3 separate regions of the Mus musculus genome follow, and regions 1 and 2 are each linked to region 3. The links are chromatin loops, found by intact Hi-C in ENCODE. Cell type or tissue: left cerebral cortex. All regions are shown on one strand. Links, peaks and the distances in the headings refer to the core of each region. The heading gives the core; the rest is flanking DNA. Region 1 has its middle 110 kb from the start of Slc4a3. Region 2 holds the start of Gm33083 (a long non-coding RNA gene). Region 3 has its middle 11 kb from the start of Gm32622.

What was found. Hi-C counts contacts between places; a loop is a spot of excess contacts. Peaks named below come from ENCODE experiments on the same cell type or tissue, not always from the same donor. Only the 100,000 strongest peaks of a DNase experiment are listed, where the experiment ranks them.
Region 1: it touches region 3 in a loop (6-fold over the local background); 12 of 42 quality-filtered maps call a loop at or near these places.
Region 2: a loop joins it to region 3, with 4 times the contacts of the local background. A loop is called at or near these places in 3 of 42 quality-filtered maps.

What each region holds. Positions count from the first base shown.
Region 1 is chr1:75,647,761-75,658,886 of GRCm38, reverse strand. No RefSeq gene overlaps it. Among named protein-coding and RNA genes, the nearest start is that of Slc4a3, 110 kb to the right of the region's middle. In left cerebral cortex, for the core only: CTCF peaks have their summits at 5,142 (motif pointing left) and 6,199 (motif pointing left); DNase peaks (open chromatin) are centred at 4,947, 5,103, 5,656 and 6,173; H3K4me3 peaks cover 249 bases.
Region 2 is chr1:77,890,452-77,901,577 of GRCm38, reverse strand. Gm33083 (a long non-coding RNA gene) reads left to right here and starts at 5,280. Exons shown (of 5, transcript XR_373562.2): 1 at 5,280-5,472. All of the region lies in intron 3 of Gm33030 (a long non-coding RNA gene), which reads right to left. It overlaps Gm26263 (a small nuclear RNA gene), which reads left to right and starts at 3,132; the gene lies at 3,132-3,295. In left cerebral cortex, for the core only: a CTCF peak has its summit at 5,134; a DNase peak (open chromatin) is centred at 5,161; H3K27ac peaks cover 839 bases.
Region 3 is chr1:75,920,109-75,931,234 of GRCm38, reverse strand. No RefSeq gene overlaps it. Among named protein-coding and RNA genes, the nearest start is that of Gm32622, 11 kb to the left of the region's middle. In left cerebral cortex, for the core only: a CTCF peak has its summit at 5,303 (motif pointing left); DNase peaks (open chromatin) are centred at 5,314, 5,654 and 5,946; H3K4me3 peaks cover 210 bases; H3K27ac peaks cover 377 bases.

The DNA of each region.
Region 1 (11,126 bases), core at 1,680-9,679, 270 kb after region 3:
AAGTCCCCTTGGGACAGAAACCTGGTCATATTCACCAGAAAGTCTCTTGATGTGGATTCTTTTAGCCCGCAGCTGTTAACTAGATGCCTACCATGTTTTGTCAGTCTGCACAAGCAAGGACCTTGACAGACTGCAACAGAAAGCCTACCACAGCCCATCTTGGCTCCTCAAAATTGATAATGGAGCTGGGAAGCAGTGGTGCACACCTTTGGTCCTAGCACTGGGGAGACAGAGGCAGGTAGACCTCTGTGAGTTCGAGGCCAGCCTGGTCTACAGAGTGAGTTCCAGAACAGCCAGGACTACACAGTGAAGCCCCATTTCCAAATCAAAAAAAAAAAAAAAAGACAGAGGTGGAGAGACAGCTCCGTGGATAAGAGCGTTTGCTGCACAAGTGTAAGAACCTGAGTTCGTAGTCCAGTACTGACATTTTTAAAAAGCCTGGTGTTGCCAGACTGTAACCCCAGCACAGGGGTCAGGCCAGAGACAAGAAGGTCACTGGGGCTTGCTGGACGCCAGCCTAGCTCCAAGTTTAGTGAGAGACCCTGTCTCAAAGGAATAAGGTAAAGAGTATACTTGACATCATTCTCTGGCTTCTGCACAGGTGTACACATATCCTGGTATACAGCATCTTCACACACGCGTGTGCACCCCTCACCCAGCTCTCAAGAAATAAAGATGAGACACCCAGGGCTGCAAAATGCCAGAACAATGGCCTGTGTTCAACACCCTCTGGGTTATAAGAACCACCTATCTTTTTTCTGCCTAAAGGATTTTGTCCATGCAATATCTTTTGTACTGAACATAATAGTAAATAAAGAAAGTCTTAGACTCCACCATAGGCAATAAATTAAAGGGAGCCAACTTCTGTACAACAGTTCTATGAGTGGGCAGACAGGTAGCATAGTGCCTGTTTTGGACAATGAAACACTGTAGGCAGACAAGGCACAAGTCCACACAACAAACCAGAGTAAGGCAAAATTAATATGGCATTAAAACATAGCCTCTTTTCTGTCCTGCCCATAACAGTCATCATCAGTATATTGCAGTAGCCTTCAGCCCCGCTATGGTCTGTCTTCATAGCCCCGTGAGCCCAAGATTCTTGTTGTCAAGTTAGCAACCTAATGAAAATCTCCTGGATTCTTGAGTTGATAGCTATCATGAGTCACTCAGACCTGACCTCTGACCCAGCTCTGATGCCACCCTCTGCCTCCTGCTCCTGACTCTTGCCTGGCAGTCTTCTCATCACTCCTCCCCTGGCTCGGGTTTTTCTTCACGCCCTGGGATACGCAGAAAGCACCTGGGCCGCGTCAAGAGCGCCTCCCAGGACTTTACAGCAGCGCAAGAATGCTGAAGAAACGAGGCCCGCATGACTGAAATAAGGAACCCACGACCCCTAAAAGAGACAGAGGGAGGTCGGGAGATGGTTCGCAAAAAGCTCTTCGTGTTCCGGAGCACATCCAAAAGGTGCCCCATCTCCCTGCAGCCCGGCAGAGAAGGTGAAAGACTCCAGTCCTTGCTTTGTCTGCTTTATGGCTAGGTTTCTGCCTTCAAGGTAAGGAACAGATGTTTCCTAAGCTCCCGGGGATTTGTCTGCCTTGTTCACACCTTCAGCAGACAGTTCATTGCCGTTTTAATTTATACGGTTCTGTTTCGCTGGTGGGACAATAACTCTCGCTCCACTTTAAGTCACAAAATGGTGGCATAAGAGAAAGCTGGGCTGAACCTCATTACACCTAGCTGTGTGTTCCCCTGCCACTTGCCGGTCTGCCTCTTGCCTGAATCCAAACACAGTCAACTCGCCAGCCCAGATTGCTTCCTCTATCCGGGCTCCGGGCATCAGTTTAGTGATCTGTAATCTGAAGTTTGAAGAGACCGATACCATTGATTCACAAGGTCCATTCCAGCTCTGACATCTATTAAACTCTTACTTGTAAAAAGGAGGCTTTCAATCTCTGTGTGGCTTGTACCATCCAGAGCCTGGACGTGCATCCCACAATGCCTTTCTGCTGTGCCCTGCCGTTGAGGCTTACAGCAACAGAGGGAGAATCATTCCCAGCTGCTGGGAGCCTAATCCAGCTGCCATGTGGGGAGTTTTGTCATGCCTATTTCACAGTGGGTCATGTCAAGTCAACATGTATTTCTTAAGTGCCTCTGACAAGCCCAGAAAGAGGGTGGGACCCCCCCTGAGGCCTCAGCGAGTTCATCTGAATGGAAAAGCTTGTTTTGCTGGACTTCAGGGGGTCTCCAGCCCTGAAGGCTTGAGATTCAGTAATCCGTTGGGAGGAAAGATGCTCAGCCCCACTCCCAGACCAAGGCTCCTGTCCCAAGTCCAGATACCCAGCCACTTGGTCCCAAGGCCTAACCCACATGGAGACTAGGGAAGATACCAGTGTGCTTTTTACAGACAGGCACACCTCTGAACCGTCTATGGGGCTGAGTCCAGTCCCACTACTTCTACAGCTCCAAGATCTCTGGGCCACTCTGAGGTGGGTGGGGAAGACGCAGATTGGACGTATGCGGAATGATTTAAAGAAAGTCCCCCACACAACCACACAGTATCCCACACAACCACACAGTATCCCACACAACCTCACAGTATCCCACACAACCTCACAGTATCCCACACAACCACACAGTATCCCACACAACCACACAGTACCCCACACAACCACACAGTACCCCACACAATCTCACAGTCCAACCTGAAACTCTCAGCACAGGCAGCCAGAGTCTTTGCATGCAAGCATCTTGCTTCCAGAAGTTTCCTGATAAATGCAAATGTACACAGAAGACTAGCATGTGCTCAGACTTCTTTTCCCAGTGTCACCAACATTTTCCACCCCCTACCCGGAACCCCCCCCCCCCATTGCTCCTCCCCAGGTCTCTAAGTACAGAACAAAGGCTTCTAAGAAACACAAGAACTTCCCCATCAAGAGAGAGATAGGAATCATTTTTTTTTAAGAAAAACACTTAGAGAGGAATAAAAAGTTCACAAACACGCATGCTCTTCGACTTACACTCTATTTTGTGTCTTCAACCAGACGAAGACAAGGGAATCAGAGGAAAAAAAAAATCAGTTGGCAAGAAGAAAATAGGAGGTAATACAGAGAACTTTTTAAATCCACTATTTTATGAGAGTTTTTAGAAAGAGCATGCCTCTGCCTTTAAGGAATTATGAATCCCATCGCTGTTTCAGTTGGCCACCGGAAATCTCCTCAAATTATGACACAGATTTATTATTTAATTACAAATGGGTAAGCATTAATTGTGAGTGGGGAAATTCTGAAGGGTAATTGAAGCTTGGATCAGAATGAGGACGAGGTCTCGGTCCTCCTTATGGGGACATGGGGAAGCAGGAAAAAAAAAATCATGACTTTACCCCACACTAGCAGCAATTGGACCAGGTAGAAGAGTTTCCTAAATACATCTGGTAAACCTGAGACGGTGATTAAAGGAGACTATGTCCTCGCATTTCTTCTTGCTCCAAATGTTTTTAAAACCATCAGTTGCCATTTGCTATGGACTTAATTGTGGGCCCACAGTAGTTTGTATACTGCATCCCTAGTCCCCAGTTAGACTTATTTGGATGTCGGGCTTTAGGGAGGTATTAAAGGTTCATGGAGTCCTAGGGCCCTAACCCGTTAGTAGTGTGTCCTTGTAGGAAGAGTTAATAGACACTCCATGGAGAAAGACCCTTCCATGGCCATACAGGGGGGAAAAAAGGCTATCTAGAAGCTGGGAAGAGAGCCCTCACCATAAATTAAGTTTGTGGGGCTTCTCGCCTCCACAGAGAGAATATAAATGCCAGTCACTTAAGCCTCCCAGTGTGCAAAGTCTCTTTATGGCACCCTGAGCAGCTAATGCAACATCTGTGCAAAAGAAATGTTCTGCCCAAGGGATGAGGCTCGCTGAGGCAGTCAACAAACAGGAGTGAACCATCGTCTAGACAATGGTTTTATAGCAGAAGCTGTGATAGCGTCCTCAACAGGATTCTCCCCACAGCAGCTCTAAGCCTCTGCTTCCACAACCTCCCTCCAATGCTGGCACCAACTTAGGTGCGCCCTCCTCAGCCTGAGGAGGAACAGTGCTCAGTACCCAGGCAATGGGTACTGACTGTCTTCTCCCTTGAGTTTGCCTCCGAAGCAGTCGGAGCCGTGCCGTGGAGTCCAGGCTCGGCCTATCAGGGAGTAAAACAATGTCGCCGTGGAGAACCGGAAAACGACAATCGTTCCTGACAAGCACTCCATGAGCGCATGCGGCCTAGGTGCACCTACACCTGGACGGCTTTCTGAGTCCTAAAGGACTGGTAAAGACTGGTGTCTAGGCCAGGGACAATGTCAGGGGACACACACCTTCAGGAGGCCAGAGTTTCACAGTGTGAGGGCGATAAAGGGATGTTAAATAAAACTGGGGAGACAGGAAGGAAAAATAGCTAGGCCAAACGTTAATTTCAGGAGAGGAATCGGATTGAGGCTGAAAGCTGGAATAATCCCCTCAGCTTTTGACTAAACTCTAGCTAGAAGAGCAGAAATCTATACTTGATCATTTAAAAAGAAACAACTTTTGCTTCAAAGCTTTTAAAGAAAGATAAGAAAAAGGAGGAATTTTTTTCCTTCCCTACAAATATTTGCATTTTTTTTTTAATTTGACACTTTTAACGTCAGGCAACAGGGGACTATGGTTTGATTGGTTGGTTGGTTTTGGATACAACCGAGGGTCACAAAGGCAAGAGTACTCATACATCAGCAAACAGGACGAAGTCGTGTGATTTTTTAGTGCCTCAAATACGCCCACCAAGGCTGATGTCTAATTGCCAATGGTCCAACAATCAGTTCACAAAATTCCTGGCTACTTAACCAGTCTCTAGCAAGTACACCAGCTGGCTCCAGCACACTTTTGCAAGGCATTCTGGGTAAGCAGATGGCAGCTGGCCCAGCACAAAACCACAGACCAGAGAAACCAAGGTTTCAGAGGGCGATGTGAGGAAGCCCAATAGATCTTCCTCCCCTGGATGCAGCTCCTCGCAGGCACTACAGGGAGCTACGGACCTAGTCATTAAGCTACCCACCACCTAAGGAAGAGACACATTCCGTTCTTTAGGAAGGGTTGCCTAGACCCCGGCGCACTGTGATGGCGCCACCTGGTGGCCAAAGGAAAAACAGCCACGGAGAATCTCAGATTTCCACCACGTTTTTAAAATTCTGTATGAAATTGGTATTTCAGGAAAGAAAAAGAGTGGGGGAGGGGAATCGAAGGGAGGGACAGAAAAGGACTGGAAGGGGGTGCTACAGGAAGGGAGGGAAGGGGGAAGGAGGAGATGGGATGGAAGAGTTAGAAAAGATCTTAGCTAATCATTGGCAAACCAAAAGCTCAACTTTCCCAGGCACTTCCTAAAAATGCCCACTATGTCCCCCATAAAGAAAGATATTAAAAATGAATTACTGAAATACTTTTAATGATTTGGCCAGACAAACGCTGAGTGGTTTACCTCACTACTAGACAGTTCCATCACTCAGCTGTCGTGACCATCTATAGATACTTATGACTGGCCTATACTTTGGATATTCATGTATAATTCATCTAAATTCATTCTATGGCCCAACCTTCGAAAGAACTGCTAGCATATGCTTTTGTTTCCATAACAAAGCCAAACACAGAAGCCAGGGTAGGGTATGTACCTCTCCAGCTTAACCCTCAGTGCCTGGCACTGGCCTCTCTGCTTGGCCAGGGTTCAATACAGCCTGGTCCTAGTTAGTTCCTGGTTCCTCTGCAGAAACTCTCTCTAAAGGTTCATGCCAGTCACCTGCAGGTATTTATAGAAATCTAAGCTTTGGTTCATAAGTCAGAGAACTGGGCAGAATTGGAGCTGGCACCAGTAAGCATTAGAGTAATAGTTGATGAAACAGATTAATTAAAGAAATGCATTAACATGCATAACCGAGTGGCTCTTATTATATGTATGTGAGTTGTCCAGCTAGAGTAAAACATTTAAACTCTGTGTCTGTCTGTGTGTGTGTGTGCGCGCGCGCGTGCATGTGTGCGTGCATGTGTGTAAGAAAGCAGAGCTCGCCTTGATGATGTGTATTATTTCCACAGCCTCTGGCTGAGCTTCAAGCTCAAAACACCTTTGACTAAACACTCAGAAGCCGGTTACTGGGATCGATAAAGGAGAAAGAGTGACCTCTGCTGGCCAAGTGAGATTTTTTTTTCCCCAGCCTCTGGTCAATTTCCCAACTCTACAATGACATGATGTGTTTACAGAAATGCAGTAATGCCCTCTGCAGAATAAATGATCGGCTAATTTTTTTCTAGACTGGTGATATTTACAATCCCATCAGCAAAAAGGCCATGGCTTGTTTGGCTCAAAAACTCCTTAATGATTTGTAGAAATGAGATTCAATTAGGTTTTTTTATGCTTAATAATTATTCAGTAGAAAAAATAAGAAATGTTTTCATGTGGCAAACAATCATTTATTTTCTTTGCTTCTTGTTTATATGTCATTGATGAAATGAATAATTTGCAATTTATTTTGAAATATAGAAACTAACTAGGGTAATGATAAAACTGTTGCCCCTAAGTATCTCATTAATATCTGTAGTCATTTGATTGCTAAGCCCTCAATTTAGGAACTGAATTGTTATTTTTTGCATTTATTTAGTGTGTGTGTGTGTGTGTGTGTGTGTGTGTGTGTGTGTTCACATTGCTATGGTGTGCTTGTGGAGCACAACTTCCAGGACTCAGTTCTCTCCTTCCTGTGGTGGGCCCAGGATTGAGCCAAGGTCATAAGGCTTGGCAGCAAATGCCTTTACCCACTGAGCCATCTCCCCATCCCTAAAAGTTTTCAATTCTTTCCAATAGTCCCATTTCATAATCCATTGTGCTGTGCAGACTGGGAATGAGTTAGCTCACGCTTGAAGACTCAACAGTGCTCAGAACAAAATCACTTCCACTTCATCCCTGGGTGGCCAGATCTCTCCACAGAGCTTCCGTTGCTTTCGACAAGCAGAAGATGGGGTGCCTCGTGCTACTCTCAGACATTTTCAACTATCAGCTTACCCTGATTACAGAGGTCACTTTGGTCTCTAGTTTGTCCAAATTTAAAACAAAAATACCATATTTCAGGTTTTCCACAGAAATGCTGGGCAAAGTCTCTTTAAAATGTTTTTAATTGACTAATAATTCTGCCAATGTGACTGTTAAATCAAGAAGGTGAAAGAGGAGAGACACCCAGAGAGCAAGCTCTGAGCCCCACTCAGTGAGGGAAACTGGCCCATATGTCAATAAACTATAAAAATTCTCAAATGCCTATAAAAGGCATCAGTATCCAGTGTCATATAACTCATGCACCATCGTTACCAATAAAATATTCAAATTAAATGAAGGGTTTATTTTAAATCTTTTTTATATTCCTACATAATGAAAGGCTAGTATTTCTGTCACATGCCTTTCTGAAGCCAACACTCTCCCTTTCCCTAGCTCTCTGGCTGACAAGAGGCCAGACTACTTCACACTCAGAAACACTTTGAAAATCAGAGAGTAGACATGGAAGGAGAGAGGGAAGATGAAGCCATAATCATTATGGTGTGTGCTGGTCTCCTGCACCTGCGGGGGGGGGGGGGGGGAACGAGGACAGAAACACGTAGATGAACTGTGGAGAGAATATCTTGTGTGTTCTATGGATGCATCACCTGTCAATTACAAAAACCTACAGCCTATAGGAAAGGGTAGAATAGAAGGTGGGACATCTGGGAGGGAGAAAGAATTCTGGGATAGAGCCAGGAGCAGGAGATTGGCCTGGGAAGATGTGACAAGACAGAGGCATGGCACCTGAGCACAGGTAACCAGCCATGGGGCAGAAGGTAGACTAGAGTAACTGGATTATAATAAGTTATGATCTAGTCAGAGAAGAGCCGAACTATATGGCAAGGTATTTGTAAATAGATTTAGAGTCTGGGTCTTGTTTCTTGGAGCGTAGAGTGGGAGGAAGAACCAAAGTGTAACTTCTACAACCAACTCTGACACAATTCCTGGAACTGGCCATGATGTCTTCCCTTCCTTGCTTTTCATTTGCTAACACACACACTAATCCCAGCGCTCGGGAGGCAGAGGCAGGCGGATTTCTGAGTTCGAGGCCAGTCTGGTCTACAAAGTGAGCTCCAGGACAGCCATGGCTACACAGAGAAACCCTGTCTCGAAAAAACCAAAAAAAAAAAAAAAAAAAAAAAAAAGAATGAACAATCTTTCCTAAGAATACCAATTGACACTCCTCAACACACATGGTTTTGTCTTGGTTTACTCTATGAAATGGTATAGAGAAGATCTTTAAGAAAAGATACAGACCTTGCTATGTGTTGAATGTGTCCTCCAAAGTCCATGAGCCAGGAACTTGGTTTCAGTACAACAGGGTTGAAAAGTGGGAATCTCTAAGACTTGATTAGACACTGAAAATTATCACATCAAGAGTGGATCCGCAGGCAGGGGTAGGGGTGTGGGCCTTTTACTTTAGCACTTGGGAGGCAGAGACAAGTGGATCTCTGCATTTGGGGGCAGCCTGGTCTACAGAACAAGTTTTAGTTACAGGGTCACAAAGAGAAATCCTGTCATCATCATCATCATCATCCTCCTCATCCTCGTCATCATCAGCATGCATCAGCATTCAGTGCTGCAGGAGTGAATCTGCTACCGCAGGTTTGCAGTGAAAGCCGTTCAGCCCTCGTCTGTCTCTGCCTCGTGTGCAGGTGTTCTTGTTCACCTTCTGCCTTCCTCTGTGGAACGACACTGCCCTTGCTAGATGCTGGTGCCTTAATATTGAACTTCCAGCCTCCTACACCTTGAGAAATAAATACTGTTTTCTTTACAAATGACCCAGTCTATGATATACTGCTCTAGCAACATGCGTTAGACTAAAATGCAGACCTGGAACTAAGAAAGCTCGATTCGGAGCTGGGACTGTAGCTCAGTTGGTGAAGTAGCTCAGTTGGTGAAGTGCTTGCCTTGCATGCAAGAAGCCCTGGCTTTGGTCCTCAACACCACGTAAGCTGGTCACAATGGTGCACACCTATAACCCCAACACTGAAGGGGTCAAGCAAGAGCACCAGACATTCAGGATCATCCTTGGCTATATCGGGAGTTCAAAACCAGCTTAGGCTAATGTGAGACCTGCCTCAAAATCAAAAGAAAAATGTGGAGAAATGGGGAAGGTGTCCTTGTGGGTAAAGTGCTTACCATGCACATGAGAGCCTGCGTTCTGATCCCTAAGCAATCTATGCACAGTGGCAGACATCTATTTGTCACCCAGAGCAGATGACAGTGACAGAGGCAGAGACAGTGGCTCATGGGCGCTCACTAGCCAGCCAGGCTAGGTGAAATAGCAAGCTCCAAGTTCGATGAGAAACCATGTCTCCAAAAGTACAGTGGAGAGCAGTAGAGGAAGAGAGCTGTTGACTTCTGTGTTCATACATGCTCACACATATCTACCACCCTCATGAACACATACATATATGTATCTACCACCCACATAAGCACACACCACAAATACTGTGTTAACACACACACACAGAGGGTAGGGGTTGGACATTTTAATCCCAGCACTTGAGACTCAGAGGCAGTCAGATCTCTTGTGAATTCAAGACCAGCCTGGTCTCCATAGTAAGTTCCTGGCCAGCTGAGGTTACATAATGAAAGTCTGTCTCAAAGAATTTTACTAAAATTAGAATTAAATAATTCAAATTGTCCTTAACTGCCAGTATACATTCAAGTCATTTTTTAAAGATTTATTTATTTTATGTATATGAGTACATTGTAGCTGTCTCAGACACACCAGAAGAGGACATCAGACCTCATTACAGATGGCTGTGAGCCACCATGTGGTTGCTGAGAATTTGAACTCAGGACCTCTGGAAGAACAGTCAGTGCTCTTAACCACTGAGCCATCTTCCCAGCCCTATATTCAAGTTTTTAATAAGACCAAAAACATTGAAATAATTGCAATCTTCATGAGAAGAAAGGATAGTGATAGAAGAAACGTATTCTTTAGACTATACATATTTCTTTTTTAATACTTTATTTTTATTGTATGTGAATTGGTGTTTTCTCTGTATATATGTCTGCGTGAGGGTGTTGGATATCCTGGAATTGGATTTACAAACAGTTGTAAGCTAACATGTGGGTGCTAGGAACATAGAAAAGAAAGCATTTAACTAAGAACTTGTTCCAGAAGGTTAGCCCACAGCCATCATGGCAGGGAGCACTGCAGCCAGACAGGTGGGCGTGGCACATGGGCAAGAGGCAGAGAGAGAGACAGACAGAGACAGACAGACAGAGAGATAGACTGGGCCTGGCATGGGCTTTTGAAACCTCAAATCCCATGACATCCTTCCTCCAACAAGACCTCACCTCCTAAGGCTTCCTAAACAGTCCACCCACTGGGAACTAAACACTGAAATAAATGAGCCTATGGAGGGCGTTCTCATTCAAACGCCACATCCAGGAACACAGATTCATGTTGCCCCAAATAAAGTTGCATGAACTTTTATAATCACAGAAAAAGGAAGGAAGGAAGGAAGGAAGGAAGGAAGGAAGGAAGGAAGGAAGGAAGGAAGGAAGGAAGGAAGGAAGGAAGGAAGCCAAAAGTCAATACCCTCCCCCAAGTACATTGGCGGAAGTAAGCTGTCACAGTGTGGGAGGGGGACTCGGCTGTAAGTTTCAGATGCTATCTGATGACATTCTTAGTATTTACGTTAGTGGGCTAAACATGCATTCTGAAGGTTTGACCTGAGCGTCAAAAGAACAAAGAGGAGGGCAACAAATGGTGGGCTAAAGGTAGCCTGAGATAATTTGCCTCTGGATCGTATAACTTTCTAGCTCTCTACAACCGCAGAGCTTTCATCCGATAGCTAAGTGGGGTCTTTAACAGGGGTGTGGCTTCTTCTCCTGGGCTCTTCATTTATAAGGTTGGCGTGGGTTTCTTCAGAACAACAGAGTCTTTCTCAGCTGGTGGTTGTGGCTGATGTTGTTGATGATGTTGTTGCTGCTGCTGCTGTTAGTATGTATGCTGTCTGTGTGTCTGCTCACTATGTGGGTGTAGTGTCTGTGGAGACCAGAAGAGGAAGCCAAATCCTCTGGG
Region 2 (11,126 bases), core at 1,167-9,166, 2.0 Mb before region 3:
TTAAACTGGTATTGTCAAGAGAAAAATGTACATCAAGTATACATAATAGAACGAGTGAGCCGAGCTAGGTTAGGTCACAATAGGTCAGCAGAAAGAAGTTCAAGAAAGGATTTGAATACCTTGAATGAGTGGGCAGATCATGAGGTAGCCTGTCTGGACAAGATAGTGAGGGAGGGAACGTCACTTGACTACTGATGGCAGGTGGCCATGGCTTTGACGAATGACTCCCCAAAGGATTGAATAATGACTTACAACCTCTTTGAAGTCATAGAGAGTATGCCCTGAGCACTATATATTGCTCAGAAAAAAAAAGTGTTAACATGTCTCCAAGATTTTAATAAGAAACAATTGTAAATAAATGGACAATAATGAAATAGAGAAATACCTATAATCAACCCATACTTGAAGCACCTTGAACCAACATGGCCAGTTTATAATTATATCATGCCCTGTAATTAGATGCATGATCATTTAGAACTTTACAAAATCCAGTCTCAGAGGAATCTCTAATGGCTGGGAAACACTTGAACGGTTCAGAAGTGCCCTTAGTCATCACAGAAATGCAAGTCAAAAGGGCTCTGAGATTCTACCCTATATCTATCAGAATAGCTAAGGTCAAAAGTTCAAGTAACAGCACATGCTATCAAGGATATGGAACAAGGCGAACCATTGCTGATGGGAATACAAACTTGGACAACCACTTTGGAAGTCAATTTGGCTGTTTCTCAGAAAACTGGGAATAGTTCTACCTCAAGATCCAGCTATACCACTCCTGTGCATATACCCAAAAAGATGCTCCACCATCCCCCAAAGACCCTTGCTCAACTATGCTCATAGCAACTTTATTCATAATAGTCAAAAACTGTAAATGACCCAGATGTCTCTCAAATGAAGAATGAATAAAGAAAATATGGTCCATTTAACAATGGAATACTACTCAGCTATTAAAAATAAGGGCATCGTGAAATTTTCAGGCAAATGGTTGGAACTAGAAAATAACCCAGACCCCAAAGGACATACATGGCATGTACTTACTTATAAGCAGATAATAGCCATAAAGTACAAGATAACCAAGGCTACAATCCACAGATGCAAAGAAGACAACCAGGAGGTCTAAATAACAAAGTGAATCTTAATCTGAAGAAGAAATAGACATTGGAGATGGATGGATGGATGGATGGATGGATGGATGGATGGAGGGAGGGAACTTGATGGAGGAGGGGATGGGGAGTGGAACAGGGCAGGGGATTAGGAATAGGGAGATCAAGGGAGAGAGAAGGGAAATTGGCAGGGGCTTGTTGGGGGGGGGGGAGCATCTCTACGATGTGCCAGAGACCTGGAATGGGGGTGGGGGAGGCAGAAGGGAAGATTTTCAGTCCTTTGGGTGGCTGACTCAATTTTCCTTTTCAAGTTTAAGTTTAAGGTCCACACAAAACAGCCCACTGCTTATCTCTCTTCACGTTGCAGGGTGAACTTAGTAAGGAGTGGAAATGTCCACACCTGTGCTATACATCAAACCCATAGGAAACAAGGGTCAAGTGACTGTGTTTGTTTCCTGAATATTTGTTTTGTTTTGTGCCACTCTCACCTGCCACCTGTGTGTCCTTGAGGATTCTTGTTCATGCTGCGTCTCAGTTTTAGAAATATTTTACTGAATATTCATGACAACATTTTCCAAGTTTATAAATGTAAAGGTTTTCTCTATTTGGTCCCAGGTAAGCATGTGGCTACTTCATTCTGAATGTCACCCGCCAGCCAGGAAAGAGGGTGAGAATTGGTAATAGAGTTGGGTAATTGGCAAAAGGTGTGTTTATTCTAAGGATTGGACATTTTCTAAGCTGGCGCCTATCACTTTCTGTAATTCTTCAGGGTGTTTTTTAGGCATTTTATCAAGATGGATGGATTGACTAAGCAGCCCACTTGGTATGTGTGCAACAAATAGTGAATGTGAAAATGGCCAGGGATGGAGACAAGTGTCTAGGATTTCCAGCTCTAACTGACATGAAAAAAAAATCAGGGTTTCTCAAAATAGGGGTCGCCTAGCATATCATTGTTCAAATCATCTCTATGCTAAATCAAAGCAGAAGCCAGGACCTCCTGCTTAGTCCTTTCTAATGGAATGTTTTCTAAGCACAAAATTATTCCATTACAACAGGAAAGCATATTTTGGCTTCCTGTGAGAGCCACGTTGAAGAATTACACAAAGCCATAGGTATCAACACTGTACCAGCTTAGAAAATGTCCAGTCCTTAGAATAAAAGCACCCTGTGCCAATTATCCAGATCTATTATGGATTCCCACCCTCTTTCCTGTCTTGTGGGCGACATCCAGAATGAAATACCCACACACTTACACGAGACCAAATAGAGAAAACATTTACATTAATAAACTGGGAAAAAGTAATTATCCAATTACAACAGGAAATCACATTCTGGCTTATTATGATACCCACTGAACCCATTCATTTGAAAGAACTCTTATAGAATACTTTTGCCCCCAAAAGTAGTTTCTATAACTTTAAATGTGTAGTCTTTTTCTGTGAATGGGGGTTGAGGGGGAGTAGGTTGTTCCTTTTCTAAAGAATGAATGTACCAGCCAGCCTAATAGAAAAACTGGGAAATAGAAAAACTCCAGATGCTGCCTTCATGAATGTCATATTTTGGTTGGAGAGACCAGATAGTCACACACACACAAAAATCTTAGATAGCTGATGGATCCCTAAGTTTGAGGTCAGCCTGGTCTACAGGGCTAGTTCCAGGAGAGCCAGGGTTATACAGGGAAAGTCTGTCTTAGAAAACTAACTAGATAGATAGATAGATAGATAGATAGATAGATAGATAGATAGATAGATATGAGATAGGTAGATAGATAGGTGGAAGATAGGTAGATAGATGATAGATAGATAGATAGATAGATAGATAGATAGATAGATAGATAGATAGATGATAGATAGAAGATAGGTAGATAGGTGAGAGATAGGTAGATAGATAGATAGATAGATAGATAGATAGATAGATAGATAGATAGATAGATAGATACATACATAGATACATATATACATAGATACATAGATACATATATAGATACATAGATAGAAAGATAGATGCATAGATACATAGATAGACAAATGAAACCTTACCTGGCAGAGGAGATAACATGATCAAGAAGATGATTTTCCCAGGGCAAGGCTTATCCATTGCAATCCAGATGTGCTGACCCCTGAAACTTTCTCAAATGTGAGAAACATGACTGAATAACTTATGGTAGTGGGAGTTTGCATTCATGCTCTCCCCAAGTGGGGGGATCTTTGAAGTGATACTGTGATTAGTTGTCTGAGTAGATCCTATAGCTTCCTGGAAGGCAGAGAGATGCAGTGTGATTGAAACACTAAGAAAAAGTTGTTGTTTTAAAAAATTGTCATTTGATGAATGAACAAGATCCAGAAAGGAGCGAATGCAAGATGGATGGGGGCTGTGTCACACCAAAGAGGAACAAGAGGAAATGGATTCAGAACTCAATGCAATAAGCAATGACAGAGTGACTGGGTGCCTCCTGAGAAACATGACACTGTATGCCAAGATCTTGGCTGCCCCAATGCTCACTCTCCAGCGTGACAAAGGAGCAATACAAAGAAAAAGAGAAAATAAACAAAACCAATTTAGATTGCAAATTGTATTTAAGGGAATGAATAGGTGCAATGGCAGAGAATGTGGAGCAGGTTTGCATTCAGTATTTCCCAACTTTCAAGCACGTGTGAATTTCCCAGGATCTTATTAAGACAGATTCTGATCTAATGTATGAAATGGGCTGTAAGATTTGCATTAGGAAAAAAAATCCCAAACCTCAGATGGCATGCATACCCTTCTTCACCTTGCCCAGTAGGTGTGGCTTTACAGAACAAGTTCTGAGGACCCAGATAAAAGGATAGGCAGAGCACAGGCTTCCTGGTGGGACAGGGTAGTAAGGAAGCATTAAGAGGCAGCTCTGGATCACACTGAGGGGTCTAGAGTACCCAAGTGGGTGTCAGGACTTCATCAGTGAGGCTCATGCTCAAGATGAGACTTGTCTGTTACATAGACTCAGCTTACCAACACACTGTCCAGTCAGGGCATATACAAAAAAAGATACTCGTAGAGCATAGCAGAGAAGATGTAGACTTAGACTATGAAGGATCAAAGAAATAGGACTGTCATAATCCTATCACTCCTGAATGATCCCCTGTTGATAGGAAGGAAAGGACAAGCAGGATCAATGTCTAACAGAAAGGGAAGAAGTTTTTGTTTTTACCTCATGTGGGATTATATTAGGCTAAAGAAATTCTGTCAAAAGCACCAAGAGTCTTAAAGGAGTATATATGTAATTCAATTTAGGGCAAGATATGGAAAAAGGTGAGCAACAATGGGCTGAATTTGGGGGAAATTTATAAGGAAGGTCATATAAGAGCCAGAAGGGCCTGGGGAAACACTGGGAGGATGAGGAGGTACTGGGAGTAGTCCTTGTTCGTATGGGCAGATGCTGTGTGATGAGGGGACACTGGCAATTGTCACTGTCATCAGTGTCCACCACTCTGCAACCCTTCTTCCACCAAGGTTCTCTGTCGGACCACAGTTTTGAGGGTTGGTGGCCAAGCCTTTCCACCAAGGGAAGGATTGCATCTTCATGTGTGAAGGAGAGAAAAGTGACAAGAAGGTACAGCGCTAGGAGGAAAACCCATTGGCCTGACACAAGTATGGTGGTCCCAGGACAAAATGCAGTGCGCCATTGCCATGCATCATCTGGGGCAAGGGGCCGGGCATGAGTGACAGGACAGTGTCTCTTTGTGACTCCTTAGATTACAGAAACCAAGTCCTGGGCACATGGAGGTAAGTTCATAAGGACCCAGGCTTTCTTGGTGCTCAGTCTATCATTCTGTTATTCAGTCAAGGTGAACAAGTGTTAAGTGTGGAGGCTATATACAACATACCTTGCTGTGAGTGGGTGGGAACCTTGGCTCTTGCATTCATTGATATTAGCTTTGAGCTTATGTCAATGCTTTGGTACATAAGGTGACATTCTTATGATTACAGAATTCCATATGTCATAAATATGAGAACGCACTCAATGCATAATTCGGGCAGTTCCACACATAAATACTAGGTGGCAGCCCAACACTGCCTTTGGGTAATTGAGGCGTCTTGTCTGATTCTCTACCCAGCACATTAATGGAAAATTTTAGATGCTTTAAGAAGGGCTTTCAGTGGGAAGGTTTACAGAAATAAGTAAATGATGCTGATGACACATTTGTTAACTGCCTTTCTCCAAACCACTTTTTAAATTACGAATTATACATGCAATTTAATGAGACGGCAAAAACTTAAGGCAACTGAAAAATAGGCAGAGGATGTAAATAGCTATTTTATAGGAGCAATGCACAAGGCAATGGCCATATGCGGTGGGTGTTTAACTTCTTGGAAGATGAGAAATTATAATTATGTAAGTATGATTTTTATCACCCCTTGATCTGATAGAAACATTTTTTCTGAGTTCTAACCTAGAGAAAAATGAGAGATATGGTTAAAGATCTATGCACAAGTATCCTCAATGATTTATTTATGGTAATCTAAAGACGTTAGTTCTTAGAAGATGCTGTTTCCTACAGTAGAATATCATACATTCTTAATTGATTTGATTTTATGTTTTAGTCAGTCTCTAACAAAATTATATGCATTATAGTGAGTTAATGTAAGAAATGCTGACACATGATTCACAAAAACAGACAAAGAAGAGGGATAGTTTGCCTCTTTGGAGATGGGGAGAGATGGGATTTGTGGAGATTTTAGTCATTAGGAGAAATGACAGGTTAGAAGTTTCGACTATGAGGCCATCGCTTGGCTGGTGCAAAGCAGAATCATGATCAAATGGATCACTATGGTCACACAACAATGAATCTTTGGCAGCATCACAGGACGAAAACCCAGGTCTTTCTCTTGGACCATTTTTTTTTTTTTAATTCATGAATGTATGGGGACTTCAGTACGACACTCATTGGTGCTGTCAGAATACAGGTATCTGTGGCAATTAAAAAGGAAAATAATTCAGTAAAACAGGAAGAACCTTCTCTCTCCCGAGTGATACAGAAATATCTGTACCCATTTTATTCAATTCACAAATGTATTAATCTGCTTTTAATTCAGTTCTTAACACATTCTTACATAACATGTAATGCCTTTTATGAAAAGCAGAAAACTGTAGCTGGCTGAGCCTTTTGCTTTAAGCAAAGACATGAATGAACAAGGCAAGGAAAAACTGATAGTGTTGTTTGACCAAGAGTTTGTTTGTTGTATTCCTTTAGAAACACATGAACCAAGTGTTTGATTTATTTATTTTCTGACCTTATTGAGTCAATTATCCATTGCTCTCATTATGGAAATAGTAGATTAAAAATAAAGGAAGCCTTTCATCATGGTTGGGCACTTCAGTAACTATAAAGAACAAAGATATATAGTATCCAGTCTTGGAATCTAGTACCAAATAAAAGCTTAGAAGGCTTTTAATTTAGGTGAGTATATTTTAAAATAATGGTCTGACATAGTCCCTTCTTACAAACATCACAATCTATATAGTCAGAGTCCTGGTCTTTTTGCTTCATCTATCAGCCAAGCAACTTAACAAACTGATGGAGAAGTAACCGCTTCATTGGCTCTGTGATTCCAGCCGTTCGAGTATTTTTTTACATTATTAAAATCTTTTACTTTTTTCAAGTTAAACAATTCTTACAGGTATATATGTCAGGCACATCGCTTTACCTCTTTGTCTTCCTTCTTTAGCAATTTGCATTTTTATTTTTAACATGACAAATATAAAGTTACATGGAAATGCTAGGTAATAGCATTCTCCTTTTTCCTAGGATCCTGAACTTTGACAATGACATTGCTAAGAAATTTTACCCTGATTAGGAAAATATGTTGTTTTTTTTTTCTGTGTTCACTGATATATTTGGACATATCATACTTCCAGGTTCCCATTGAGGTGGGGATAGAAGCACAGGAGACGAAGTCCTACCCTTTGTGTGAAATGATATTACCATCGAGCTACTATTACAATAATTTCTATAGAGAATTGTATATCCGATGGGGCTAGAAACAGTGACAACTGTCCGCACCGAGTTTTCTTCACAAAGTGCTGAATGTTTGAGAGGGCTTTGCAAAACAGGTTAAAACCTTCCTGAATGAGATTGATGAAACAGTAGATTTTATTATAATAAAATACAAAAGAAGCACCTACTATTATTTATTAATTTTAAAAAATGCATATATTTGACCTACATGTCTAGTCTGCCTTTTATCTGTACAGTTGATATCATGAAACAAAGAAGGGAAATATAAATTTTAGCAACTTCAATCTTGGTGCTTTCTGGAACATTGAGAAAGGCAGTTCTTTGTATTTTGCTCATAATTCTGTTTGGGAGTACGTTGAAAGCATTGTAATAAACATTTGCATGTTTTATAGAAGGTTACGGGATTTCTACTTTTATTTGAATTTCCTTGCTCATTGGATCTATGTGTGCAGGATTTTTTTTTTTCAGTGTGAATGGTCTGGGTCGTCTTTCATTTAGGGCAGAAGCATAGACAATGACTTGAATTTGGCTTCCTGGTGTCTCAATAACTTCAGAATCTGTGAAAACTCACAGGAACCTCTTGCTCTGCCAAATACCTCCAAAGTTAGGAGTGGCCCAAGGTTAATGCTGAGCTGCAGCAGAGACTAGAGGCTCTTCCCTGACTGAAGGGTTACATCATTACATCATTTTTACCTTGCAGGTCTAGATTAATTTCAGCAATGTGTGAGGGCTTGCCCTTGGGTATGCGCTCACCAGGGACGCTCAGGTTCCCATGAGCTTCGGAAGCTCGGCTCCCATCCCTTTCTTTCCCCTACCCGCTTCCAATGAGTGTCGATGAAGCTGCCTTACTACTTACTAGTTACTAATTAAAATCAACCAAACTCATTCGAGATTTTAGAGGAAATGGTTTCACTTTTTTTTTTCACATTTATGATAAGGTTGGCTATAGGTTTGTTAGATATAGCGTTTTATTTCTCGCTAATTCAGGGCTTTTATGGGGTAGTCCAGGCTGACATCAAACTCACAGAGTAGCTGAGAATGACTTTGATATATGACTCTCTTGCCTCTATCTCCCAACAGCTGGAATTAAAGACATGAGCTGTCACCGCAGGCTTATACAGTGCTGGGAATCAAACCTAGGCTTCGGACATGCTGGGCAGTCTACCCAGCTAAGCTACGTATTTTTTTTATGACTGCTTCAATCCATGTTGATTGTTATAAATTTCTTTATATTGTTCCTATATTCTTTCGATTTAATGTTGGTAGGTCATTTGTGTCTCTAGGAACTCAATTTCTTCAGTATTTTTCAGTTACTTGGAATAGAAGCGTTTAAAGTACTCCTTAATGGTTATTTGGATTTCATTGGGATCTGTAGTATCCCTTCCCTTTGTAAATTTGTATCCTGTCTTTCTTTTGGTTAATTTGGCTACGAGATTGTCAATTTTTATTTTATTATTATTTTTTAAAGAACAATTTTGTTGTTTGCTTCTGATTGACTGAAGAATTGTTCTCTAGTCTTCATCTTTTTAATTTCTCCCTCATTCTTATTTCTTGTCCTACACTGATTTAGGGTTGGGTTTAGTCTTGATTGTCTAGGACTTTGTGGTGCATCATGAGGTTATTTATTTAAGATCTTTCTGTTTCTTTAACTATAAACATTCATATCTATAAGTATTCCCTTTAGACTTGCCCTAGCTGTATCTCAACAAGGCTGGTAAGTTATGTTTTTATTTTTATTTGTGTTTAACAGTCTCTTTCTTTCCTCCCTGATTTCTTCAGTGACTGACTAGCCATTCAAGAGTATATTCTTCAGTTTCATCTGGCTATTTATTTATTTATTTATTTATTTAGCTATTAGCTTCTAGAGAGCTATAATAAATAGCATAAAATGATAATATATAAGAACCTCTTTGGAAATTTTGCATTTAGTAAGGTTTGATTTGTGACCTAGAAACATAGTCTGTTTAGAGTAGATTCCATGGGAAGCTAAGAAAAAAAAATGCATGTTTTATTTCTTTCAGATGGAATCTTCTATAGCTATGTATCACATCTATTTGTTCCATAGTGTATTTTAATTCTGAGTTTTACTTTTTTAATTTTTAGTTTGGATGGATTATGTAGATATGAGTATGAGATGTTGAAATCATATACTATTATTATATTGAGACTTGTCTGACCTTTGGTGTTCAATAATGTTTTTTTTTTGTTTTTTTGTTTTTGGTAAGAGTGAGATTGTCAATGTTTATTGTCTGCATATTCATAATTGTAACACATTCTTGACAAATCATTCTATTTTTTAATGTGTAGGGATGTACCTTACCTCTTTTGATTAATTTGCATTTGAAGTCTACTTTATTTGAAAGCAAAAATCTAAGTCTGTTCTTTTTGCCTTCCTTTTTATTGACAGATTGTATTTCACCTCTTGGCTTTCAATCTGTATCTTTATCAATGAAGTGTGGACACTTGGATCTAGTTTTTGTTTCAGTCAGCAAATCTATAAAGCTCTATTAGTAAGCTCATGAGATGTACAGCTAAACCTCTATTGAAATTTCTTTTATTCCTATAGTTTTTTTTTTCCTGATTGGTTGGATTATTGCCTGCTCATTACTCTCTCCCCTATTAGTATAAGGGATTTTCTGGCTCACTCTGCTAGGCATCATAGTTTCCTTTCTAGCTCTCCTTTGTTTACTTGATCATGTTATGACTTTTATTCTTTCTTATGCTTTCATGACTGAGACTTTCTTGCTCTTCTGTGTGTAATATTCCTTGAATTCAGCAGTGCTGGCTTTTGGTGTGTGTGTGTGTGTGTGTTTGTGTGTGTGTGTGTGTGTGTGTGTGTGTGTGTGTGTGTGTGTGTGTGTATGTATGATGAATTGGTTTCCTTAATGTCTCTTTGTCTTGAAATGTCCTAATATCTCCAACAGCTTTAAAATCTAGTTTGCCTAGATAGAGCTATCTTGGTTGACAGTTATTTACTGCCAGGGCTTTAAATATTTCATGCTTTCCTGGTTTTGAGGATTGGTGAGAAATCTGTTGTTTCTGCTTTTATAGGTGAGTTTGTAGTTTTCCTTATATATCTTATTATTGTTTCTTTCTTTGGTATCTTTTAACTTCTTGACTATAATATGCTATAGAGAAGTTCTTTTCTGGTCCTGTGTATTTGGGATTTTAAATTCCTTTGGCATTTGAATGTTTATTTATTTCTCTGGATTTGGAGGAATTTCTGCTCTGACTTCATTGAGTGGATTTTTTTTTAAAATATTTCTTTCTTGTTTATCTTAGTTTCTTATATCCCGTGGATGCTTAGGTTTGGGTTTGTATCCTGGAATGTTTTGACATTGTGGTCATGCATGATGAGAGTCAGTTCTGTTATTCCACGTGGGTCCTGAGAATTGAACTCAGATCATCAGTCTTGGTGGCAAGCTCCTTTATCATTTAGGACATCTCACCAGTCCAATTCACTTTGCCTTTAATATTTAATTTTTAATTCTTTTCAAAATCTCCATTTCCTTGATGAATTTTCTTTGGCATTGCTGGTTTATTTATCTATACTGCTGATTTCCTCATCAGAGTACCCTCTTTTCGCTGTATGTTACTGTCTGGCTATATCCTTTTTCTGTTGCTGTAGTAAAATGTCTTGTAAAAGCAACTTAAGGAAAATGTTCATTCTTATTTTGTTGTTGTTGTCATTTTCCTTTATTTTGTTTTTGTTTTTAGCTGACCATTCAAGGGTACGGTCCATGATGGTGCAGATAAGCCAGGGGCAGGAATTATTTTTTAATTATTTTTATTAGGTATTTTCTTCATTTACATTTCAAGTCCCCCATACCCTCCCCCCAACTCCCCTACCCACCCACTCCCACTTCTTGACCCTGGCATTCCCCTGTACTGAGGCATATAAAGTTTGCATAGCCAATGGGCCTCTCTTTCCACTGATGGCCAACTAGGCCATCTTCTGATACATATGCAGCTAGAGACACGAGCTCTGGGGGTGGGGGGGTACTAGTTAGTTCATATTGTTGTTCCACCT
Region 3 (11,126 bases), core at 2,010-10,009:
TCCTGTTCTTTGTTCCTAATGAACAAAGAAACATGAGTCCCATAACCCGGAGCTATGTTAGGGCGTGACTCCCAAGCAAGGACCAGCGTTGTAACCCAGCCATACTCCTTTCTAACTGCCAATGTGGAGACCGACGGAGGTCCAGAGAACTTAAAGAATTTTAACAGTCAGCAGGTGGTTAAGCCTGAAGTTGGGTCAGGTGTCTCGACGCCACAACTTTTTGAACAAAGACGAAGAGGAAGAATTCTTCTAGAACTTTGAGTAAGGAGAGAACAGTTTAAAAGGTGGGAAACGGACACAGGCTCCGTGCATGCCCTCCCTCAGCTGTGAACCCGCACAGTTAATGTCACACAGGCCAACTGGAAAAGCAGAGTAAATTAACGCACTAGAGACTGTGTGCTTTGAGAAGTCCTGTCTGCCTCGCAGGGTATGAAAGGTTCTGGAACCACACCGTGGTCATAATTCAGTGGGTCTGGCATCTTAGGAGCACAGCATCTCCCGGAGTTATCTCTATAATGGTAGCGTCTATAAGTAGTGTACCTGACCCTTTAGCCCTTCCCCATTCTTTACCGTAATGAGTCTAACTAGCATGAAGAGCTCAAGGGCCCTTCACTCCTTGCTGCTCTCCAGAATAGGGAAGGCTCAAGGACCACTAGGCTGGCACAGCATCTTGCTTGGCTTTGTCTTTTGAAATTGCCTTGAATAGGGGAGTGTATTCGTGTTTCACATCTCCAGAGGTAGGAGTGCACCTTTGGTTTCCATGCACACACATCTGAGACTCTTCTTTTTAAGACAGCCCTAGAGCTACTGGGGCATACTAGCTCCACGCACTGTCTATCAGGGGGGCCTGAGGATTCACCTCTCCCTGAGTCGTTAGTGCTTCTGAGTCTCTCTGTCTGTCTGTCTCTCTGTCTATCTATGTCTCTGTCTCTGTTTCTCTCTCTGTCTCTCTGTCTCTGTCTCTGTGTGTGTGTGTGTGTGTCAGTCTGTCTGTCTGTGTGTGAGTGTGTGTTTATGTATGGGGGTTGCACACTTATATCAGGATCTCCTTATGTAATCTACTCTTCCTACCCTCAAAGCGACATCATCCCCAGGGTCCTTTTGCCTGAGATATCATACTTAGCTCACCTCTGTCCCTTTTTTGACCAGAGAGTGACTCAAGCAAATATTCCTTTTTCCCAGTGACTTCTACAGGGCATGGGCCTGGCTTTGTTTTGCCCTTTACAGCTGGTATCCAGTAGGCTCACAGTCACACTTTGGGAGGTGGTATCCAGTAGGCCCACAGTCATGCTTTGAGAAGAGGTCCTACCCTGGCAGGACTTAAGATAACAACAGGGCAGGGTGAGGAGATGGTTTAGTTAGCTGTCCAAGCAAGCAGACTTGGGTTCAGATTCTCAGCAATTGCATAAAAAGCCAGATACAGTGGAGCCTTTAACCCAGTGCTGGGGAAGCAGGGATAGGGGCATCACTGGGGCTTGGTGGCTGCTCGGCCTGGCCAAACCAATGAATTCTAGGGTTCAATGAGAGAGAGCCAGCCAAAAATAAGTAATGAGGAGGAGAAGGAGGAAGAGGGGGAGAAAGAAGAGGGAAGAGGAAGAAGAGGAGGAGAAAGGAGGGGGAGGATGAAGAGAAGGAAGAGGAGAAAAAGGAGGGAGGAGAAAGAGAAGGGAGGAGGAAGAGGGGAGGAGGGGGAAGAGGAGGGAGGAGGAAGAAGACAAGGAAGGAGGAGGAGAATGGGGGGGAGGAGGAGATGGAAGAGGAGAAAAAGGAGGGAGGAGAAAGGAGGTGGGAGGAGGAGAAAGAGGAGGGAGGAGGAAGAGTGGAGGAGGAGGAGAAAGAGGACGGAGGAGGAGGAGGAGGAGATAAAGAATGCATAAGGAAGAAACCCAATGTCCAGTCTGGCCACCATGTGAACCTGTAAATGCCTATACGCATACACACATATGAATACATGACAAAGGTGGTGGGGAACAGGGCCTTAATTGTACACTTTGTCCCCATGTACTGACTTGAGTACTTCTGCATTTACTCTTACTAGAAAAGTGCTAAATGTAAATGAGCTAAATACCTAATAAAAAATGGAAAGAAAAAAAAAATGGGGCTCAGAACTGAACAAAGAATTCTCACCTGAGGAATACCGAATGGCAGAGAAGCACCTGAAAAAATGTTCAACATCCTTAATCATCAGGGAAATGCAAATCAAAACAACCCTGAGATTCCACCTCACACCAGTCAGAATGGCTAAGATCAAAAATTCAGGTGACAGCAGATGCTGGTGAGGATGTGGAGAAAGAGGAACACTCCTCCATTGTTGGTGGGATTGCAAGCTTGTCCAACCACTCTGGAAATCAGTCTGGTGGTTCCTCAGAAAATTGGACATAGTACTCCCGGAGGATCCAGCAATACCTCTCCTGGGCATATATCCAGAAGATGCCCCAACTGGTAAGAAGGACACATGCTCCACTATGTTCATAGCAGCCTTATTTATAATAGCCAGAAGCTGGAAAGAACCCAGATGCCCCTCAACAGAGGAATGGATACAGAAGAAAAAAAAAAAAAAAAGAAAAGAAAAGTGCTATTGCTTGATTATTATTGTCTGTCATAGAATAAGAAAGAGTCGGGGAGCACAGTTAGCCCACTTGGAGTTTTACCACCCTATCCTGAAGGAGAGACTGCAAGAAGGTCTGTTTCTGTCCTAAGCTTCCAAGAATCCTCTTAGTCCAAAGAAGCCCAGATAATTCTACAACAGTGGTTCTCAACCTTTGTAATGCGGTGACCCTTTAATATATAGTTCCTTATGTTGTGGTGACCCCCAACCATAAAATTATTTTCCTTGCTACTTCATAACTGTAATGTTTCTTCCATTATGAATCATAATATAAATATCCATATTTTCCCAAGGTCTTAGGCCACCCCTGTGAAAGGGACATTCAACCCATTCAAGCCCAAAAGCAGTCAAGACCCACAGGTTGAGAACCGCTGCGCTATGCACTCTCCAGGTGCCCCTCAAAACTGTATGGCAGCGCTGGAGAGTTGCGGGAAGGGAGAGGCAGTAAGAACCTCACTACCATCTTCTCACAAGTATGACATACTGGGTTGAAGGCCATGGACAAAATTCTGTCAGCCTCAGCTTAGTGTGAAGCTGGACACACCTGAATATATTATTCAAATAGCAGAGACAGGCGACAGGCTTGGGGCATGTTGAAACATTAAGCTGACAGGGGAAGTACTAGAACTGATGTCTGGGCACCAAACAGCATCATCCACACTGCAAGGTGGTGTTCGTTAGGGGTTTGAAAACAGAGGCTAAGTCCTGGAAGCCCGAGGTAGGGTATAGTACCAGAAGGCTCCGCAGATTTCCTCTCCCAAGCCCCTCGCTCTCCTTTGATTTCATGTAGGTCTGACAAATAGACTGTAAGTGTCCAAACTTTAGAAGACTCGCTGGACGTCACATATCAATAGGGCATTCCTGCCTCCCCAGCAGGCTCCTGCATGTCCCTTCCTGACCCAGTCTCCTCTGTGGGGGTAAACAGAGTCTGGTTTGTATCACTACAGACTAGCTTGTCTGTCCTTGTTCTTATGTATATAGAGCACTATAGTATAGATTCTCGTGTCAGCTCCCCCTTGCCTCAGGTTGCATCTGTACGTTTATCTCTGTCATTCAATACGTACTACAGTCTTTCTTTTTCATTGTCCACCGCAAGAGCACATCCAGTTTGCACGCACGTTTGGATAGTTTGTTTATCCTCCTGGGTAGTTTCCAATATTTTTACTATTCTGAAGTAATAATCTGGAACATTTATCTTGCTGAACAAATGCACGGGCTTCCCTTGAAGAAAGACTTTGGAGTATAAAAACTTGAATACTGTGCAGGTGGGTGCATTTATCTCTAAATACTCCTGTGCAATGATCCTCTTTGGTGACCATGCCAACCTACACTCTTACCAACTCCATATGAGTTTACTTGACCCACATCTTTGCCCAATGTTAATATTGTTAGACTTTTATCATTTTAGCCAACCTACTTGCAGGTGAGTAGCAGTGTCTTATTATGGTTTTGATTAGTGTTTCTTATCTAGGACTGTTCCACTTCAAATACTGATGTGGGTGCCTGACAGGGGCCACAGGGTCTCTCCAGTCACATGGGTTGCGTCCCCTGGCACTAGTAAACAGCCTTGCAGACAGTCAATAGACTAGGACTAAAGTCAACACATTCTTACTATGGAGACCTAACAGGAATTGCAGTCTTGGGGGACTTCAGCACAACTCTGACCCTCTGAGGAGGGAATGAGCTAGAAGAGACTACGGAGCATGCACTGTGCCCATGTATGTAAATCACATGTAAAAGGCAGAAAGCAGACCCTCAAGCTATGATGCTCTGCAGCTGCCGTGCCTACCTGTCTCCACTCCAGAGAATGCCGGAACACCCAGGAGGCAGCAGGCAGGGTTCAACAAGGGTAAGGTTTTACTCTTGTCTTTAATCTGGTACCATGGGGACACTGGACCCTCACCCTTGGGATGTCCATAAAATATAAAAATCGGGGTTTCTTTGTTTGGCTCTTTCTTAATTGATTATCCATTTGTGTTCAAATAAATGAGGCTTCTTCTGGCTAGTGGTTAACTTAGAATCAGACAGTGGGAAGGCGTTACTGTCTATGGCACCTGTCACAGGCATAGGAAAGGCATCGTTGGTGTCCTGAAAATGTGCCTGATGAAAGCTAATATATGACCCAGAATCAGTAATCAGAAAGGAGGCTTTGAATCTCACTCATCTTAAGATTTGGGCCAAGTAACTTCTCTGTGAACTGATTTTTTTCCCATCTATATCAACTGGAGTTGAACCACTTTGAGGAAGGTCGGTGTCAAGGTCTAGTTCTCCCAATCTGTGACTTCCCTTCAACCTTAGTGCCTGGCTTTGCTAAGATACAAAAGCATCCACTCCCGGGTAGAGCAATGAGACCTGGGCCAGTTCCCGCCACACATCCAAGATGATAGAAAGCCCGACCCAGATTCTGCACTGGCTAATTGAGCATTAAGACACAACAAGGGCTCTATTGCGGCATAATAATGCATGCCTGGCTGATTTATTAAGCATCTAACTTAAAAGCGCATTGTTCTGCAAGGCCCCGTAGCTTAGGCAGCGCTCCATGGAAAACACTTGCGGTGAGGCTGCTGTAGTGTTCAGATCCTGTTACATCCCATAACTTCCAACTTCCCAGTCCCTAGGCTGCAGCCTTCAGCTCCCTTCCTGCCCTTTTCAGAAGCCTGACAGCCTGGGTCTGGCTCTCACCTCTTTGCAGAGCTGTGGCGCCCCCTGTCGGCACTGAGTTTTTCTTAGATTCTAACTATGCAGCAAAGGGAGGAGGGATTGACGGCTTTCTCTAACTCAGATGAAGCCAGGCAGAAGGCAAACGAAGAGAAAGAACCCCACAACCTGCCCCCTTGGCCAGCCTAATTTTACTCAGAGCACTTCTCTCTGGCTCCCATGTTTATGTTTATTTAAGCTCCACTCGTGTACAACGATAACAAAGCCTATGTTTTGTTCTCTATTGGAATTTCGGCTCCCTGCTTGGCATGAAGGAGGCACCTGGTAATATTTTCCCCGAAAGAATCATTTATTCATTCCATGAGTGGTGATGTCAGGTGGTAGCAACAGTCTCCAAGCAGAAGAAAGCAGGGTAAAGAGGATGGCGTGCCAAAAGTAAGTTTTGCTATTTCAGATGAAGTGATTAGGGAGTGGGGAGAGCTCTCGATAAAGATCCACAAACAGAAACAAAGAAAATAAGAAAATGTGTCACTCAAAGTTGTAGGGGAAGAATATTCTAGATTGAACCCAGCCAGTTTCAAGGCCCAAGTGAGAGCGTGACGAATTTGCAGGGGCCCATGGGCCTGAAGCATAGCACGAGAGCAGAAGGCAAGAGGGTTGAGAGGTATCTAAGGCCAAATCTCTAAAAGGGACAGGAGCTTGCCAGGCATGGACCAGATCCAACCCCGTGCCCTTTGTGGTAATGTGCCGGGTTATAGCCGTGCTGTGCCTTACCTTATCCTCCATGGCTTTGCTCATGCTACAGCAGATGAGCACACAGACACCAGGCCGGCAAAGGCCAAAATAGTCGCTGTCCAGCCCCTGCCCTCAGTCATCAGAGACCACTGTCAAGACTTCAGCTCTTCTCAGAAGAACAATGGGAAGCCACTAGAGGCCCAGACACTGAGCAGAAGGTTGACACACTCAGACTCACAACTTAAAAGGATCAGAGTTGCTTCTGAGGGAAATAAGAATTGTAGGGGTAGAAGCTGAAAAGTCAGTTAAGAGGTGAGAAATGGAAGTAGATTCGGCTAGAAATATTATCAGATTAGGAGATACACACCCCAGAAGCCCCTGTAACCTGCACTGCGTTTCTTTGCTTTTATGGATTCTAGCCTGGAGCTTCTGGGTTTATATGGGAGAGCTAAGAAGTCATCTGAAAAACTACAGTGTTGTTTCATTTCCATTTCTTTTCTACATCAGGAAGGAAGCCATGGCTATGATGCTAAATGTTGCAGAGAACAAGCAGCCATTTCTAATGATCTTTTGCTAATCATTCTAGGCTTGAGCTAGGGTCAAGACAAGACATTGGTTTATGTGCCAGTTCCTGGCAGCTTTCCTCATTGAAGCAGACAGACATTCAACTGGTTGGGGTTGGGGGGCACTTGGATTTAGGTCTGAGGGGGTTGAGTGCAGGTCAGGACATCAGCAAAGGCTTCAAGCTACAATTATGAATCAAACATTCCAGAGGAAGCTGAGGACCAGGGGACAATGTAATGACAATGGGAAATACCCAAAAGAAAGTATAAGGGTCGCACATCCTTACACATCCTTGCCCTCAGCCCAGCAATCAGCATGACTCAGGTAAAGCCTCACCTCCCATCATTCCTTGATGCAACACATACAGAGGCTGCCAGGTAGATGAGACATGTTTCCCTGTCATCTTGGTTCTCAATGGGTTTGATTTGGTTTGGTTTGGTTTGGGGGGTTGGTTTTTAGTTTGGGGTTTGCTTTGGGTATTGTTGTTTGGGTAGGGTTTATTTGTTGGTTTTGTTTTTGTTCTTGGTTGAGTTTGGGTTTTTTTTTTTCCTTTATTCGTTTTTGTTTTATTTTGTTTTGTTTTGGGCTTGGGGTTTTGTTTGTTTGGTTTTTTTTTTTTTTTTTTTTTTTTTTTTTTTTTTTTTTGGTTGGTTGATTGGTTGGTTGATTTCTCTGTGTAGTCCTAGCTATCCTAAAGCTTACTCTATTGAAGTGGAAATTTGTGGGTTCTTTGGAAGGTCAGTTAGATGGTGTTTTGCTGGGGCAAACACATGAAGGAACATTTAGCTGAAGTGTACCCAGATGAAAGACTAAGGCAGACTTGTGAAGGAAGGTTTCGCTGAAGCAGACACAGGAGAGAGGATGTTCTGGTAAAGCAAGCAAGTGAAAGGACATGTGATGAAGGGTTCTTTGCTAACCACATGCATGTATTGGTCTACCTTACATAGCGTAGGTGGGCTGCATTTTCAGGACTCCATAGAGAAAAAAAAACGGACCAAGAAACTTCTGGTGGTGTGCTGCAGTTTCTTACCAGACTGAAACTGATTGGCAAAGTGAGACACACCTGCTAAGGAAAGACCTGTGAAGCACACATGTTTGGAGGGTATAAATATGACTCGATGGACAGTGACAGAGGCTGAGCTTGGCTTACTGATGGAGCTAGCTGTGCAACACTGATGGGTCTCTCATCTTCACTGATCTTCATTTCCCTGAGAGAGGCACGGCAAAGAACTCCTCCTGGTCCCTCCTGCTGACTCTTGCCAAGGCTGAGGCCTGACTATCTCTGCTAGGTAGTACCACAGCTGCTGATTCCTGTTTGCTATCCTTATTCTCCTGAATTGGACTGTTGGTATATCCATGAAGTGTTTGTGGGTGGGTCGAGCTGCTGCTGCTAACCTGTGGACTGAAATGCCGATTTCCAAACAACAAAGATGGGATTTGCTCCAAAGGACCTTTCTAAATAGGTCCACCTCCCCCATTTATACCCTTTCTTTCCCACTACCTCTGGTGGGTGGTGGGCTACAACGGAGGTTAAAGTATTTAAGAATCATCATTAAAAATAAGATTGAGGCCAGACTGGCCTCAAATTCAGAGGTCCACCCATTTCTGCCTCTGCTTCCCAAGTTCTGGAATTAAAGGTGTGCCCCACCATGGCCCAGCTGTGTTTTGTTTTGCTTTGTTTAACCAAATTTCTACAAACATAGTTTTTTAGATGAGTTCCATGAGATCATGGGAAGGTCCCAGAAGGAAAGGGAATACCAAAGGGATTCAGGAGTCTGACAGCCCCAGGCTTGACCATCCTAGCTGTAATTGGTTAGCTGTGTGACCTAGGGAATGTTACTTCTCTGTGCCTCCACTCAGGTCTGCTAAGTTGAGAAGATACAAAGATGGAGAGGTTATGACAATTGTAGAGAATAGCTCACCATCATCAACTTGTGCTACCAAGCAAGAACCACGTGATGGGAAGAGTGAGCTCCATTGATGGCCTAAGCAGTCGATAAACAACCCTTCCCAGTCTCATAGTTGCCGCCAACCCATAAGAAGAAATCACCATCTCTATCACAGGGAAACGGAGAAGTTCTCCTGAAGCAACTGGCAGGAATAAACTCACTAGTAGAAAGCTGGCAGAGTGTGAACAGCTGTGTATAAAGGTCCTGAACCCGCACCCAAAAGAGCAGGAGACTATAGTCCATAGCAAGACAAGGTCAAAGAGATCAAATACCAGAGAGCCAGGACAGTGGCCTAGCCAGCACACAGTAGCCAAACCCTATGAATCAAGGCCAATCTAGGCCACAACTGGCTCCGGTAGATTTGAGTCCTGAATGGTTCATCCTTGGCCTGAAAAATCCAGGGTTGTGGGGAGTTCTGTGGCCCAAAGCAGTCAAGACAGATGTTTAGGAGTCCCTGGAACAGAAGAGGGACATTTCTCATTCCTTGCTTACTCCCTCAACCTTTGCCTCTTTCCAGCCTCCAAGTGACTCCCTATAAGCTCAAGACATTGCACAGATTTCAGAGAATTACAGCATGTGAAGACTAAAATAAGGAGCTGGAGATCAACTGGGATTTCAGCTAACTAGCACGCAATCCCTTACTCTCTCTGAGCCTATGTTTTCATCTGTAAAATATGGGCAAATGGTCCCCATCTATCACAACTTAGATTGTTAGGAGACCTAGCTAAGGTTAGAGAATAAAGAACTGGACAATCAGGACCACCTTCATCCAACTTATCACAAGTTCCCTCTCAGGGATGGTTATGGAAAGGAGTAGGAAAGGAGGGAGGTCCAATAGATCCACCCACAAGCTCCCCCATGTCCACTGGGTCATGCCTCCTAACCTCAATGCTCAGCATCAATCACTGGCATTTGTTATAATGGGGGGAAGGGGAGGGGGTCAGTGATGTCCATGTGAGTCAGTGCTGAGGACCGGGAGATGTCTGGAACCCTCTTGGGACTCTCAATTGCTCTGGGCATTTTTTAAAGCATTCGTTGGACTCAGAGAGTATTCTAAGGAGACATAGAGGGAAGAGGCTATATCTGACTTAAGAAAAACACAAGACAAATAATAACACAGAAGTGCTGAGTAAACACAGGCTCCCAAACACCAGCCTTCAACACCAATTCCTTGCCTTTGTCTGAAGTCTATAGCATTTCTTGGGGTTACCACCTTCCATTAGGGGCATCCTCAGGTACTCTACAGCACATGATTTAATGGGGCAAATGATGGAGTCTTCATAAACATCTGCTTGTTAAATATGTGAATGAGTGGTTGGGCAAGTACATGGGTGGATTGGATACATGGATGGATGGATCGATGGATGGATGGACGAACAGATGGATGAATGGATGGACTGGGTTGGATTGAATTTGGATATATGACTGGATGGATGGATGGATGGATGGATGGATGGATGGATGGATGGATGGATGGATACATGTATGCATGGGTGAATGGGTGGGTGGATTGTAGGTGGGTAGATGAATGGGTAGATAAATAGGTTCATGGATTGGGGTAGATTGGATATGTAGATGTATGGAATGGAAAGATGAGAGGAATGACTGGCTTGATGAACACTAACTTTTGGATACTCATTCTTGATTTTCTACAAATGTCAATTCATGGCATGCCTCTGTCATGAAAATACCATTGTGCCATCTCTTCTCTAGAATTGAAAATCAAAGGAATGGATTTTAGGTGGCATCAACCCAAGCTATTTCCTTCTCTATCAAGAAGCAGTGGCAATGGATTCTGAGTTTATACCAAGAGATATTATTCTCAGGCTCAAATAAGAATGGGGGTGAATCTGCCTTGACTGCAATGGGTATACAAAAGCAACTCAGCATTCCATGGGCCCGTTTGAGGTCAATACATGCTGAGGTCAAGGAGATGGAGCTTGGATTCTCCGTGTTGTAAAGCCTTGAACAGCACACAGCCTGTTTCTGTGTATTCTTCTCCAGAGCACTGCATCTCTGAGCTGGGGGTGAGAATATGGAAGAATACACACAGCATCCACAGCAATAGAGAGAACGGCTACATTCAATGAGCATGTACTACTCGGATGCTGTCATGGTATACATCCCTCATAGTTATCTTACTGAGTGTCCTACACATCTGGTTCTGCTGCTACTTAGACTCCTCTTTATTAGATACTCAGTTCTTACCTCCCATCAGAGCTGAGATACAGTCCCCAGTCTAGAAAGGAGGGTAGGATTAGACAGAGCAACAATGCGTGGATTTCAAGCTTATGAAGCATCCCAGATTGTCACTCACCCATCTGGAAGCTTCAGGGTCCCACCATGAGAACAGTCTAGTATCTACCACCTTCCAGCCTGGGTACAAAGTAGCCCACACCAATCACACTCACAATCTAGGTCCAGAGCTTACCCTTCTCCAAATTGTACAAGCAAACTCTGATTGGCCAAAACCCGGGGAGTGAGATACAAAAATAAAGGTATAATAGCATGTGGATACTGTGCTTGTTCATTATACAGCAACAGTGAACATTACTGATAATTAATTCTATAAATGGGGGAAACAAGGTCCAGAGAGTCTAAGTAACTTACCT